Linked DNA regions of Homo sapiens: region 1 is linked to region 2. Evidence: read pairs that join two places in POLR2A ChIA-PET (ENCODE). Cell type or tissue: MCF 10A. All regions are shown on one strand. Each heading gives the region's core, and the rest is flanking DNA. Links, peaks and the distances in the headings are about the cores only.

Region 1 (4,000 bases), core at 1-4,000, 56 kb after region 2:
GGTGCACACTTAGGGCATGTGAGGAAGGGGATAAGTCATTGAGGGGACTGTCTCTGTTGCTGGCATCTGGGCAAACTGACTTCTTTCCCAAATCACTCCCTTTAGGAAAGAAGAGGGAGTTTCGCTTCCACCCTATCAAGGAGACAGTTGTGGAGGAGCCAGTTGATATCACCCCTTACCTTGACCAGTTGGATGAGTCCCTGAGGGACAAAGTACTCCAGCTACAGAAGGGGAGGTGGGTACAGACCTTGTTCTCAACTTCAGGAGGTTCAGCCCCAGGCTCTCTACCTGGTGCTTAATGGGTATAGCAGGAGATGGGGGTTGGAGGCAAACATGATAGGAGTGTGTGGAGAGGTAGCTGAAGCTTCATGAGGGAGTTCTTCTGCACTTTACGTTAGGGAGTATGAGCTGGGAGTGGGGCAGCCTCATTCCGTAACACCTTGAGTTCCCACTCTGCAGATTCTTGGGAGAAGAACCTCTGAGAACCAAGGCAGGATTGGTGGGGATTTTCCTTTTCTTTGGGCCTCTGCCCAGAGAGCAGCCAATTCTGCCCTAAAGCCTCCCCATCCAAGCTGGGATTTTACACAGAGCTCCTTTGTTTTGTCTCTGTGCATGTGAGTGTGCTTGTGCACTGTTCTGGGTGTGTGTCCTGCCCTCTGCTATCATTTATGTCCCTGGGATTTCCTCTCATTTCTGTCCTGCAGTGATACGGAGGCCCAGTGTGAGGTCATGCAGGAAATTGTGGACCAGGTCCTGGAGGTGAGGAGGAACCCAATCCCTTAGGGAGGAAGCAGCCTAGCCTGCTTAGCTTACACGTCTCCCAGGGAAGACAACTCACTTTTTCCCTCCCCTAGATGAGTCCCTCTTATAGTGGGGAGGGGAGCTTGCTGATCCTGGAGGTGGAAGCAGATGAGTTCCAAGACTGGGATCGTGGGGGCAGGAGGGCTTGGGTGTAGGTAGTGACTCTCCCTCCCTTGTCTCATCACCCAGGAAGACTTTGACTCGGAGCAGCTGTCTGTCCTTGCTTCCTGCCTACAGGAGCTCTTCAAGGCCCACTTTCGAGGGGAGGTCCTGCCTGAGGAGATTACTGAGGAGTAAGGCTGATTTTCCCTCACTCCAGAGCCTCAGGAGCCAGAGGGTGCTCTTACAGCCTGAGTCCAAGAGACCCCTTACTGTAGACTTGAGAAAAATCTGTTCACTTGGTGTTTTTATTCTCACATGTACCAACTCATTTAAACAAGAGCTTATTTCTACCTGCTGAACACCGTGCGTACTGGGGAGGTTGACACCTCCTCATGCTTCCAGCCCTTGCTGCTGGGCCCAGTAACTCTAATCTGCTGAATTAGGTGTGATTGGACCTTGGCCTGGAGCCTGTCTCCAAAGGGCAAGAGCGTGGTCCCATGTTAGGAACCTGTTTTCTCTGTTACCAAGCCTGCGGAGCAGCAGGAAGTTTGCCTTTTGGGTAGGGAAGGAGCAGGCTGGTGTCTAGCCTCCAGCTGGTCCTCCGTATGTGCCAGCAGCCCCCCTCACATGGATTCTCAAATATAACCCTCTTCTTGTAGGTCCCTGGAGGAGTCTGTAGGAAAGCCTCTGTACCTAATATTTAGGTAAGCACGCAGCTATAGGAGATACTGTTCTACCCTCCATCCTCCCTGACAGCACACACATGTGCTCCTGTCCTGGGGTAATGGGACTCGCTTTCCAGGGAGGAGGACATATGCTGTGGGCACAGACAGCCCATGCCACCTGAGAAACTCCATGGGAGAGTCTGCCCTGGGTAAAGTTCTGTTCCTCTCCTCCCATGCCCCACCTCCAGGAACCTATGTCAGATGCAGGAAGACAACAGCAGCTTCTCTCTACTTCTAGACCTTCTCTCCGAGCTATATCAGAAGCAGCCCAAGATTGGCTACCACCTGCTCTACTACCTGAGGGCCAGGTGGGTATGGTCCCCATGTTTCAAATGGTGTCAGGACACATCCTGGAGAGCCTCTCTTCCACACGCTGACTCCCCAACCCTGGACTGTCATCACCAGGGCCTTCTTTGTGGGTCTGTTTGGTTGAGTTGGTTTGTTTTTAAGAGACAGCATCTCACTCTGTCACCTGATGACACTGCGGCTCAGTGCATGTCACTCACTGCAGCTTCAGACTCCTGGGCTCAAGCCATCCTCCCCCCTCAGCATCCTGAGTAGCTGGGACTACACAGGCATGCACTACCATGCCCAGATAATTTTTTAAAATTTTTTTGTAGAGACAGGGTCTTACTTTGTTGCCCAGGATGGTCTCAAACTCCTGGGCTCAAGTGATGGTCCTGCTTCAGCCTCCTGAGTAGCTAGGATTACATACAGGCATGCGCCATCACGCCCAGTTATTGGTTTTGGGTTTTTTTTTCCCCTACTCTGAGTAAGCCTTGTGTACTCCTAAGGCTTTTTTTTAATTTAAATTTTTATTTATTTATTTTTTGAGACAGGGTCTCACTCAGTCACCCAGGCTGGAGTGCAGTGGTACAATCTCAGCTCACTGCAACTTCCACCTCCCGGGTTCAAGCAATTCTCCCACCTCAGCCTCCCAAGTAGCTAGGACTACAGGCACCCACCACCACGCCCAGCTAAGTTTTGTATTTTTAGTAGAGACAGGGTTTCTCTGTGTTGGTCAGGCTGGTCTCGAACTCCCGACCTCAGGTGATCCACCCACCTTGGCCTCCCAAAGTGCTGGGATTACAGGTGTGAGCCACTGTGCCCGGCCTCAATAATTTTTTAGTATATTCACAAAGTTATACAACTATCACTACTATCTGATTTAGAAAGAACATTTTTATCACCCCAAAAAGAAATCTCATACTCATTAGCAATCACTTTGCCATTTTCTCCCCTTCACCCAGCTCTTGGCAACCACTGATCTGCTTTCTGCCTCTATAGATTATTTTGGACATTTTCAGATAAATGGAATCAAACTGTATGTGATCTTTTGTGACTTGCTTTTTTCTTTCTCTTTTTTTTTTTTTTTTTTTTTTTTGAGACAGAGTCTCGCTGTGTCGCCCAGGCTGGAGTACAGTGGTGCGATCTTGGCTCACTGCAACCTCCGCTTCCCAGGTTCAAGCGATTCTCCTGCCTCAGCCTCCCGAGTAGCTGGGATTACAGGCACAGATCTTCACGCCCAGCTAATTTTTGTTTTGTTTATTTGTTTGTTTTGAGATGGATTCTTGCTCTGTCACCCAGGCTGGAGTACAGTGGTATGATCGCAGCTCATTGCAACCTCCGCCTCCTGGGTTCAAGCAATTCTCCTGCCTTAGCCTCCCGAGTAGCTGGGACTACAGGTGCACGCCACCACATCCAGTTAATTTTTGTATTTTTTTGTAGAGATGGGGTTTCACTGTGTTGGCCAGGCTGGTCTCGAACTCCTGACCTCAGGTGATCTGCCCACCTCGGCCTCTCAAAGTACTAGGATTATAGACGTGAGCCACCGGGCCCAGCCATTTGTATATTTTCTTTGGAGAAATATCTATTCAAAAATGTTCCTATTTTTAATTGAGTTATTTGTCTTTTTATTATTGACTTTTAAGATTTTTTTTTTTTTTTTTTTTGAGGCAGAGTCTCGCTCTGCTGCCCAGACTGGAGTGCAGTGGCGCGAGCTCCACTCACTGCAACCTCCGCATGCTAGGTTCCAGCAATTCTCCTGCCTCAGCCTGCTGAGTAGCTGAAATTACAGGCGCACACCACCACGCCCGGCTAACTTTTTGTGTGTGTATTTTTAGTAGAGACAGGGTTTCACCATGTTGGCCAGGCTGGTTGGCCAGGCTGGTCTTGAACTTCTGACCTCAGGTGATCCGCCCTTCTCTGCCTCCCAAAGCGCTGGGATTACAGGCATGAGCCACCATACCCGGCCAACTTTCAAGAATGTTTTTAAGATTTTGTTGCATACCAAAAGTGTTCTTTATATATTCTGGATGCAAGTCTCAGACATAATGATTTGCAAATATTTTTTCTTCCATTCTGCGAGTTTT
Region 2 (5,318 bases), core at 522-4,521:
GTGCTGCTGCTGTACCCTGCTGCTTCAATTAAAAGTTGCAGTTTAACACCGCTGGCTCACTATTGAATTCTTTCCTGGGGGAGACCAAGAACCCTCCCAGGCTAAGTGGGGCCCACCTGCCCTGCATAGCACTGGCTTTTTTTTTTTTTTTTTTTTTTTTTTTTTGAGACAGGGTTTCCTTCTGTCACTCAGGTGGGAGTGCAGTGGCTGGAGTGCAGGGATGACTTCTTGGCTCACTGCAACCTCCACTTCCTGGGCTCAAGTGATCCTCCCACCTCAGCCTCCCAAGTAGTTGAAACTACAGGCCCACACCACCACACCTGGCTAATTTTTGTGTTTTTTGTAGAGATAGGGTTTTGCCATGTTGGCCAGGCTGGTCTCCAACTACTGGGCTCAAGCGATTTGCTCACCTTGACCATCCAAAGTCCTGGGATTACAGGCATGAGCCACTGAGCCAGGCCCAGCATTGTCTTTTCTAAGTAGGCAGAGGTCCGCTGTCTCTTCTAACAACAGTGCCCACCCCCTCCTACCCCTCCATTTGGAGTCTCAGCAGTACAACATCACTACAGATGCTCTTTGACTTATGGGGGATGGAGTTACATCCCAATATGTCCGTCCTAAATTGAAAGTATTATAAATTGAAAATATATTTAATACAACTAGCAAGTATCTATAATAATTAAAAATTAAATATTAGCCAGGCACAGTTGCTCACACCTGTAATCACAGCACTTTGGGAGGCTGAGGTGGGCAGATCACATGAGGTCGGGAATTCAAGACCAGCCTGACCAACATGGAGAAACCCCGTCTCTACTAAAAATACAAAATTAGCTAGGCGTGGTAGTGCATGCCTGTAATCCCAGCTACTCGGGAGGCTGAGGCAGGAGAATCACTTGAACCGGGGAGGCAGAGGTTGCGGTGAGCTGAGATCGTGCCATTGCACTCCAGCCTGGGCAACAAGAGTGAAACTCCATCTCAAAAAAAAAAAAAGAAAAAGAAAAATAGTAAGTCAAAGACCATCTGTAGTTTCTTGAGACACTTCTCCAAGATCTTGGCTAGGCATGTGGTTCAAACCTGTAATCCCAGCACTTTGGGAAGCCAAGGCAGGAGGATTCCTTGAAGCCAATAGTTCAAGATCAGCCTGGGAAATATAGAGACTCTATCAAAAAAAAAAAAAAAAAAAGAGACAGAAAGAGGAAGGAAGGGAGGAAGGAAGGAAAGAAGGGAGGAAGGGAGGAAGGAAAGGGGAGGAAGGGAGGGCGGGAGGGAGGGAGGCAAAAGAAAAGAGAAAGAAAGAAAAAGAAAAAGAAGAAAGAAAGAGAAAGAAAGAGAAAGGGAGGGAGGGAAAGAAAAGAAAAGGAAGGAAGGAAAGAAGGAAGGAAGGAAGAAAAAGAAAGAAGGAAAGAAAAAGAAAGAAAGAAAAGAAAGAAAGAGAAAGAAAGAAAGAAAGAAAGAAAGAAAGAAAGAAAGAAAGAAAGAAAGAAAGAAAGAAAGAAAGAAAGAGAGAGAGAAAGAAATCTCCGGGCTCTGACTCCAAACTCTGTCACTCTGGATGAGTGCCTGTGGGTTTGCCCTAGTCTTTCCCTGTCCCTTTGACAACCTGCCTCCTTATCTGGGGCAGAATCTTCCAGGTGCAGCCCGAGGAGTGCAGACAGAAGGCAATTGTCACCTCCATACCTATTATGGAACTTGTGGCCACACATACACTCCTCCCTCTACCCCCACAGAATTTCTCACATTGCTCCTGTTAATCCAAGTCTCTTCCACCTGGTTCTCTGTTAAATTTTAAAGTTAAAAAATAGCTATTTTGCTAAAGATTTCATACAGGATTTGGGGGAAAGGAGGGATATGTCACCTAGAGACCAGTTTTTGTTTTTGTTTTGTTTTATTTAAAAACTCCAGTGGACAGTTTTGCTGTCTCCTCAAAGTCCCTCTGCAGCTGGCCCAAGCCAGGGTGGATCCAGGTTTTGTGGGACTTGGAGTTTACACAGTTTGGTGGGTCCCCTTTAAAAAAAAGAATACAGGCCAGGTGCAGTGGCTCATGCCTGCAATCCCAGCACTTTGTGAGGCCGAGGCAGGCGGATCACGAGGTCAGGAGATTGAGACCATCCTGACCATCATGGTGAAACCCCGTCTCTACTAAAAATACATAAATTATCTGGGTGTGGTGATGTGTGCCTGTGACCCTAGCTACTCGGGAGGCTGAGACACGAGAATCGCTTGAACACAGGAGATCGCGTCACTGCATTCCAGCCTGGTGACAGAGCAAGAGTCTATCTCAAAAAAAAAAAAAATGGTTACGAAATAAATATTTAATTAGAAAGTGAAAAGAAATTACAAATTTCAAAAACCTGACAGAAATCCAAACATCTCACAATCTAGAAGGATATCTTTATTAGTAACTACCCATCTCACTTCTATAATATTAACTACTACTTTTCTCTTTTTTCCTTTTTAAAAAAATTTTTTAAAGTTTTTTTATTTTCTTTTTTTTTTTTTTTTTTTGAGACGGAGTCTCGCTCTGTCGCCCAGGCTGGAGTGCAGTGGCGTGATCTCAGCTCACTGCAAGCTCCGCCTCCCGGGTTCACGCCATTCTCCTGACTCCACCTCCCGAGTAGCTGGGACTACAGGCGCCTGCCACCACGCCCGGCTAATTTTTTTGTATTTTTAGTAGAGACGGGATTTCACCGTGTTAAGCAGGATGGTCTCGATCTCCTGACCTCGTGATCCGCCTGTCTCGGCCTCCCAAAATGCTGGATTACAGGCGTGAGCCACCGCGCCCGGCCTAAAGTTTTTTTATTTTCTGTCAGACACTCTACAGCTCAAACTCCTACTTTTCGCACTGCGTACTCTGATTGTTATTTCATATAACAATGATTTTGTAATACTTCTTTCTTTTTCAGACACGATCTTGCTGTGTCACCCAGGCTGGAGTCCAGTGGCATAATCATAGCTCGCTGCAGCCTCAATCACTCAGGCTCAAGCAATCTTCCCACCTCAGCCTCCTGAGTAGCTGGGACTGCAGGCACACACTCTGTCTAATTTTTAGAATTTTTTTTTTTTTTTTTTTTTTTTTTTTTTTGAGACGGAGTCTCACTCTGTCACCCGGGTTGGAGTGCGGTGGCGCGCTCTCGGTTCACTGCAACCTCTATCTCCCGGATTCAAGCGATTCTTCTGCCTCAGCCTCCAGAGTAGCTGGGATTACAGGCGCCCACCACCACGCCCAGCTAATTTTTTTGTATTTTTAGTAGAGATGGGGTTTTTTCATGTTGCCCAGGCTGGTCTCAAACTCCTGGGCTCAAGTGATCTGCCCGCCTCAGCCTCCCAAAGTTCTGGGATTACAGGCATAAGCCACTGTGCCCAGCCCATGATATCATTTTTTTATGGAGGAAAAAGAAAGATAGTTCAATCTTTTCTCTAGCAAAATCAAATGAAGTTTGTTTATTGATTGATTGATTGATTGATTGATTTTTATTTATTTATTTATTTTGAGACGGAGTCTTGCTCTATTGCCCAGGCTGGAGTGCAGTGACGCGATCTCGGCTCACTGCAAGCTCAGCCTCCCGGGTTCATGCCATTCTTCTGTCTCAGCCTCCCTAGTAGCAGGGACTACAGGCGCCCACCACCACACCCAGCTAATTTTTTTGTATTTTTAGTAGAGACAGGGTTTCACTGTGTTAGCCAGGATGGTCTCCATCTCCTGACCTCGTGATCCGCCTACGTTGGCCTCCCAAAGTGCTGGGATTACAGGTGTGAGCCACCGTGCCTGGCCCAAAAGAAGTTTATTTTTATTTATTTTATTTCTTTTTCTTTTGAGACAGGTCTCACTCTGTCACCCAGGCTGAAGTGCAGTGGCATGATTACAGCACACTACAGCCTTGAACTTCTGGGCTCAAGAGGTCCTCCTGCCTCAGACTCCCAAGTAGCTGGGACTACAGGCATGTACCACCACGCCTGGCTAATTTTTTAATTTTTTTGTAGAGGCACTGTCTCATTATTTTGCCCAGGCTGGTCTTGAACTCCTGGCCTCAATCAATCCTCCTGCCTTGGCTTCCCAAAGTGCTGGGATTACAGGCGTGAGCCACTGTGCCTAGCCCATTTATATATTTTTAATCTTTCACTATTATAAATGCTATGTCTAATCCCATACCTATACCTAATGTGTTATCTCATATCTATGTTTCATTCAATATATCTGTAAGATAAACTCCTAGAAATGGGATTAGTGAGTCAAAAGATATAATATGCATTTGCAACTTTTATATCTATTCCAAATTGACCCTATATAGGGTTTAACAACTTGCACACCCGCCAGCAATGCATGATAGTGACGAATTCCCCAAAACTTTGACAACAGTATCAAACTAAAGTGGCTTCGTTGGCTGGGGTAAATATCCGAGGTTCGTCGTCTGGTACCAAGAAAATTTAGGACACAAACACACAGGAGGAGTTTCGTGGTACCTCAGTTTAGCTTTATTTGGACTTGCAACCCGGGAGGCGGAGGTTGCAGAAAGAAAAAGGAGAACAGCTTTCTCTCTGGCAAGAAAGAGGGGCTTCCCAAAGGAAAAGACTGGCCGGCAGCAGAGTTCGCCGGATTTTATAGGCAGGCTTGAAAGGCGATGTCTGATTTACGTAGGTAAATCAAATTGGTTCAATCAGGTGTGACGTTTATATAGCTTGAGGGGAAGGCTGGCCACCCCACCCTAATCTTATTATGCAAATGAACTCTCCCCTTGCCAGGTGCCATATTATCTGCTCCTTACTGTACACTGTGGCTGACAAAGAGAAGGAAAGATGGAACTGCCATTTTGAACATGATTGGCACAACTGTTGGCATCTATGTCTGCAGCTCGATTTCACAGGCTGCTCTTTGTTAGAAAGGAAAATGATCTGGGGTTGCTTTTCATTAAAAGGAGAACCTCCTGGTGGCTCATGCCGGTAATCCCAGCACTTTGGGAGGCCGAGGCAGGTGCATCATGAGGTCAAGAGTTCGAGACCAGCCTGGCCAACATGGTGAAACCCCGTCTCTACTAAGAATACAAAAATTAGCTGGGTGTGATGGCACGTGCCTGTAACCCCAGCTACTCTGGAGGCTGAGGCAGGAGAATCACTTGAACCCAGGAGGCGGAGGTTGCAGTGAGCCGAGATCCTGCCACTGCACTCCAGCCTGGGTGACAGAGCAAGACTCCGTCTCGAAAATAAATAAATAAATAGGCCGGGTGCGGTGGCTCATGCCTGTAATCCCAGCACTTTGGGAGGCCAAGGCAGGTGGATCACTTGAGGTCAGGAGTTCAAGACCAGCCTGACCAAAATGGTGA

Evidence for each region. Peaks named below come from ENCODE experiments on the same cell type or tissue, not always from the same donor. Only the 100,000 strongest peaks of a DNase experiment are listed, where the experiment ranks them.
Region 1: POLR2A ChIA-PET joins it to region 2 with 8 read pairs; 7 of 35 experiments call an interaction of 5 or more read pairs at or near these places.

The regions. Positions count from the first base shown.
Region 1 is chr1:153,763,128-153,767,127 of GRCh38, forward strand. INTS3 (integrator complex subunit 3) reads left to right here. Exons shown (of 30, transcript NM_023015.5): 16 at 106-235; 17 at 705-759; 18 at 991-1,094; 19 at 1,563-1,607; 20 at 1,817-1,936. Among named protein-coding and RNA genes, the nearest start is that of SLC27A3, 10 kb to the right of the region's middle. In MCF 10A, for the core only: no CTCF peak of the experiment used is centred there; no DNase peak of the experiment used is centred there.
Region 2 is chr1:153,706,523-153,711,840 of GRCh38, forward strand. It overlaps the pseudogene GEMIN2P1. Among named protein-coding and RNA genes, the nearest start is that of INTS3, 19 kb to the right of the region's middle. In MCF 10A, for the core only: no CTCF peak of the experiment used is centred there; a DNase peak (open chromatin) is centred at 2,229.